2 separate regions of the Homo sapiens genome follow, and region 1 is linked to region 2. The links are chromatin loops, found by intact Hi-C in ENCODE. Cell type or tissue: endothelial cell of umbilical vein. All regions are shown on one strand.

Region 1 (2,500 bases), 930 kb after region 2:
ATGCAGCTAGCCAACACCTTTAGTGCAGCTTCGTGACACCTTGCAAGAAGAACCTGGTGCCCAGATACCTGATCCACAAACACTGTGTGATAGTTAATATGTGGTATTTTAAACTGAATTTGTGGTAATTTGCTACATAGCAATGGAAGACGAATACGTCTTTATAAAATTTATTTTAAAGAAGAAATCAGTCTCAGCTGGGCTAGATAGAAAAAGGAGACAGACTCTGTCTTTCTTCAGACGCGGTTTGAGAAGTTAATACCTTAAAACACTTAATAGTGAGTTGAAAGGAACATTCCCATTTGTCCAGGGTCTGTTTTTACAAAGATACGACTCCCTTCAGTAGTTTAAGTTGTCATCTCTGATCAGTTCCTTTGAGGGAGAATTCCAAGGGAAAGCTTTTTGGTTTCCTGAAACCATTGGAAACCCGTAAACATACCTAAAAAGTGGGAAGGGGGAAGCTAACACCGAGAATGTCATTGAAAGCTTTTAATGAGGAAGATCTGTGCTGGAGATTGGCCCCTGAGCAGGTCCGCATCTCTCTTAGCTGAAAGACGTTTCATTTTTCTTGGGAAAGTGGCCAGTCTTTCAAAGATGCAAGGCCCCTTCCAGAAGGAAAGTTACCTTGAAGGTTCCACTCCAGCCCCAGTGCTATTTGCTTTATAGGTGGCAAGGTTTTGTCCCTTCCATTACTTCCACCCTCCTCTAGGGATTCAAGGTACGCGCTTATTCAACCACATCATTCATTCATCAAACTCTCATTGAGCTATTAACGTAAAGCAGGCTGTGCTCAGCTCTAGGGGACCAGGAATGAACTAAACCCCTGTATTGCAGAAGGAGGAAGCACTTGATGTCGACACTAGCACGTCATAATAATTAATAAGCACCAACATTTTCCGAGGGCTGAGCGTGTCCTAGGAGGTGGGCTAAGAGGACCCACATGCCAAGCCCTGTTTATGCTACCCCAGGTGAATCCCATTCAAATGTACTTTCCAAAAGGGCAGAAGCTGGGTCTAATTTGATTGCTAAGGGACCCCTTGTGTCTCCACTATGCTTGGGACACGGTGAAGACCTCAAAGTGTATTTCTTGCCAATGAATGAATGAATGAATATACGATCATAACTGATAACTGTGGCTTAGATATTAGTGTTATGACCATTTCCTTTGATGAGGAACCTGAGGCTTCAGACCAGTTAAATAATTCATCCTCGATAGCCAAAACCCAGATTCTCTCCCCCATCAGACCACACTGCCATCTCCCTGGCTCTACCGGGCACCCCACCTGGAACCTAAGCCCACAGCAGCGCGGGCTGCGGGCGGCGAGGCTCGCCGCGGGCGCCCTCTGTCGGCGCTCGGTTGGAGGCGCAGCGGCCCCGCGAGCAGACGCGCAGGTGAGCGGACCCGCGCTGGGGTGCGGGGCAGGTGCGCGGCCCTGGGGGACAAGGAGGGGGAGAGGGGCGAGGGCTAACCACGTCGGCCCCAAACTAGCTGCCTGTCTTTAAATGTTTGCTTTCATATTTGGAAGTGCTGAGCGGGCACTTCAGTGCGACCTGGATATCACCTGTGGGTTTCAGGGCAGTCATCCTTGAGACCTCTTGTTCCTCGGGAGACCTCTTGGCCTCTTTAAGGAGCCAGGGGTCGGCGGCGCACTTAGGGGAGAAGGAGCAGGAGAACTTGAGTTAAGAATTGCCCCCCGGATTGGAACCAGAGGTAGCGGGAAGCCAGCAAGGGCGAGGCTCTTTCTAGGAACTCTAGGTCCACCGCTTGCCTTTGGGGAAGAGGGAGGAAGGGGCCTTGGGGCGTGAAGTTGCCTTTGGGACATCAGCCAGAGCCTGCGACGCAAGCGCGGCCCAAATGACTGGGAAGCCGGAACCTTCGCTCCTTCGTTCCGAACCTTCTTTGTTCCAGTCCCGCCTGGCAGCGCAGGCCGTGCACTCCCCGCGCTTCCGGGAACCTGTTTGCTTAAGATAATCGCATCCCACTGATATTTGGGTTATTCTCCTTCATGCCGAAGTAATTAGACTCTCCACCGGTGTGGCACCCTTACTTAATTCTTCTAATTTCTTTAAAAACACAACATTCGCCCACATCCAAGGCAAAATTTACAATCAAGAAGATCCCTTCTTTCTTTAAAAGTGGCGGCTTTGTTCTGCTTTTAACATCAAGTAAAATCTACTTTGGGGAAGGTTTTTCGCTCCCCCCACCCGCATAATTATTTCTATTATTTATCTTTTATTTGGCCTATTGAAATTCTGAGCACACAAAGCCAACTTTATTAATTTCTCTCTCTAAAATTCCATCAAGAAATATTTATCTTTTACTCTTCCCATTGGAATAATATATTCCCTAGATGGTGAAATATAGCTCCATTTATTAGGAATCAGGTATAAAAAAACAGATAGAAAAAGCAGAGGTGGTGAATTATTCTAAAAAGATAGGACAAAAAAAATCAGTTGCCTCTGAGAGTTGGGGGAAGTGGGATGGGAAGAGGCTAGGCCA
Region 2 (2,500 bases):
TAAGGCTGCAATATATGAAACATGATCATAGAACTTGTAATTATCTGAGGATCCAGAAAAATCACGAGCCTGCACAAGGTTTATCCAGAGGCAGAGGAAATACCAGTTCACTGAGAAAAATTAAAGGGACAGTAGAAGAATAAAATATAGTTGTTTATAATTGTATGTTACAAATTATGTTTGTGAAGCCAGTTACATAAATAATCTTAAAGATTTAATAGTTTCTGCCTGCATCCAAATAATTGCCATGTGCCTATGTCCATACGCCTATGTCCATACTACTTTGGAAACCTCTAATGAATGAATGTGTAAAGTTTGGATGGGTATTTGAGAGGGAAAATACTTCTTATGAGGTTGACAGTTATAAGCAAAGTTAGGAACAAAAAGCAAATTCAGAAAAAAACTCATCTTTTGTTATGGTCTAAATGTTTGTGTCACCCCCAAAATTTATATGTTGAAATCCTAACCCCCAAGTTGATGGTATTGGCAGATGGGGCCTTTGGTGAATGGAATTTGTGCTCTTACAAAAGGGACTTCAGAGAGCTTGTATGCCCTTCCACCATGTGAAGACACAGGAAGAAGGCACCATCTATGAACCAGAAAATGGGCCCTCACCAGACATCACATCTGCTGGCATCTTTATCAAGGACTTCTCAGCCTCCAAAATTGTGAGAAATAAATTTCTGTTGTGCATAAGCTACCCAGTCTATGGTATTTTGTTATAGCAGCCTGAATGGACTAAGACACACTTATTGAACCCCCACGTGTTTTTCTGAAGAATGAATGCCTCACATTTTACACAAGATGTCTGTGTGCACTGGGGCCGTCTAGTCTACCCTGGCCTGGTGATCAGGGCAGGGAATCACTGAAGTTTCCCATTCTCTAAAAGTGGAGGAAATGGCAGCCATGGGGAAGCTGCCTTCTGCTAACACAATTGAGCCGTGAAAACAATATACAACTATTTTTGTTATATTCCAGTGGTCACACAGAGCAACCCCAATACAATAGGAGGGCACACCACAAAGCCATGAGTACCAGGAGGGGTGATCACTGGGAGACTCCTTGGAAGCTGGCTGCCACTGTGAGGCATTATCTCTGTTTCACAGAGGAGAAACAGAAGCTCCAATAAATAATTGCTCAAGTCAACTCAACTTGGAACAGGCAGGTCTGGGGTTCAAACCCAGACAATGAGACCCCAGAACACATCCTTTTAGAACACTGCCCTATACCCTGGCCTCACCACAGGCCTTTTTTTCTAACTTCCTCTCTTCCCCTCACCGCGCAAAACATTGCAAATGAGATTTTTCCTTTTTCTTAGACCATTTCAAAAGTCATTGTTACTTAAGGGTGGAGGTTGGAAGATTTCCAAAGAATAAAATATACAGAGAATATCTAACCAAAGTTCCTAACACATACACAATTCAGAAAATGTAACTCACAGACAAGGGATAACAAGACCATTGACCCAATTTCAGAGCTTGACGTTTACAAAATGAACACAAGGCAGTGTGGGTTGTATGCGCGTTCTGTTCAGTTTCTCTCCTTTGGGGTTGTTTGGGTCAGCCTGTTGTCTCATGAGACTGGGTGGGCTAAATTGAGCAACATTTTGCTATAATAAGTCTGCAAGATTAGACCTTAGGCAACAAAAGCCGGAAGGAGAAACTACATTTCCTATAAAATGTGGAACTGTGGGATAACAGTGTAACAACACTATGACTACAAACAGGGAAATTTATATATGAGAAGGAACTGGATTGTATGTTACCTATATAAATGATCATGAGAAAGTCATGTTGTTCTTTTGTTGTGATCTTTTAAACCAAATTTATAGTGCATTGAACCAAGTAATTGTAGGCCATTATTTTAAAGTAGGTTGTAGCACAGCATGAATTAATAATCACACCAATTTTATTTTACTTCATTGGATTTATTTAGCAATTGTTTTTAGCACTTCCTATATCCCAGGCCCTCTTCTACGCACTTTAAATGTATTAACACATTTCAATTAATCCTGGCAACAGCCTGAGAGGTAGGTACTATTACTATTCCCATTTTACAGATGGTGAACTGAAGCATGGTGCAATTAAGTAAGCAGCCAAGATTCAACCGGAATTCAAACCAAGCAATCAGGCTCCACAACCTGCCTTTTTAATCTGGCTCTCTGCCTTGTGCAAAAAGATGGTGAGTTAGTCCGTTCTCGCACTGCTATAAAGAAATATCTGCTGGGCGCGGTGGCTCACGCCTGTAATCCCAACACTTTGGGAGGCCGAGGCGGGTGGATCATGAGGTCAGGAATTCAAGGCCAGCCTGGCCAAGATGGTGAAACCCGTCTCTACTAAAAATACAAAAATTAGCCAGGTGTAGTGGCAGGCATCTGTAATCCTACCTACTTGGGAGGCTGAGGCAGAGAATTGCTTGAACCCGGGAGGCAGAGGTGGCAGTGAGCCGAGATTGCGCCACTGCACTCCAGCCTGGGTGACAGAGCAAGACTCCATCTCAA

The links. A loop is a pair of places that touch in the nucleus more often than their neighbours do. Peaks named below come from ENCODE experiments on the same cell type or tissue, not always from the same donor. Only the 100,000 strongest peaks of a DNase experiment are listed, where the experiment ranks them.
Region 1: a loop joins it to region 2, with 23 times the contacts of the local background. A loop is called at or near these places in 3 of 110 quality-filtered maps.

The regions. Positions count from the first base shown.
Region 1 is chr12:96,984,303-96,986,802 of GRCh38, forward strand. No RefSeq gene overlaps it. Among named protein-coding and RNA genes, the nearest start is that of NEDD1, 78 kb to the left of the region's middle. RefSeq lists a silencer at 1,248-1,467. In endothelial cell of umbilical vein, a CTCF peak has its summit at 1,356 (motif pointing left); no DNase peak of the experiment used is centred here; H3K4me3 peaks cover 681 bases; H3K27me3 peaks cover 353 bases.
Region 2 is chr12:96,052,854-96,055,353 of GRCh38, forward strand. LOC124902990 (a long non-coding RNA gene) reads left to right here. Exons shown (of 2, transcript XR_007063413.1): 2 at 491-700. Among named protein-coding and RNA genes, the nearest start is that of TRD-GTC2-8, 18 kb to the left of the region's middle. In endothelial cell of umbilical vein, no CTCF peak of the experiment used is centred here; a DNase peak (open chromatin) is centred at 1,498; H3K27ac peaks cover 2,144 bases.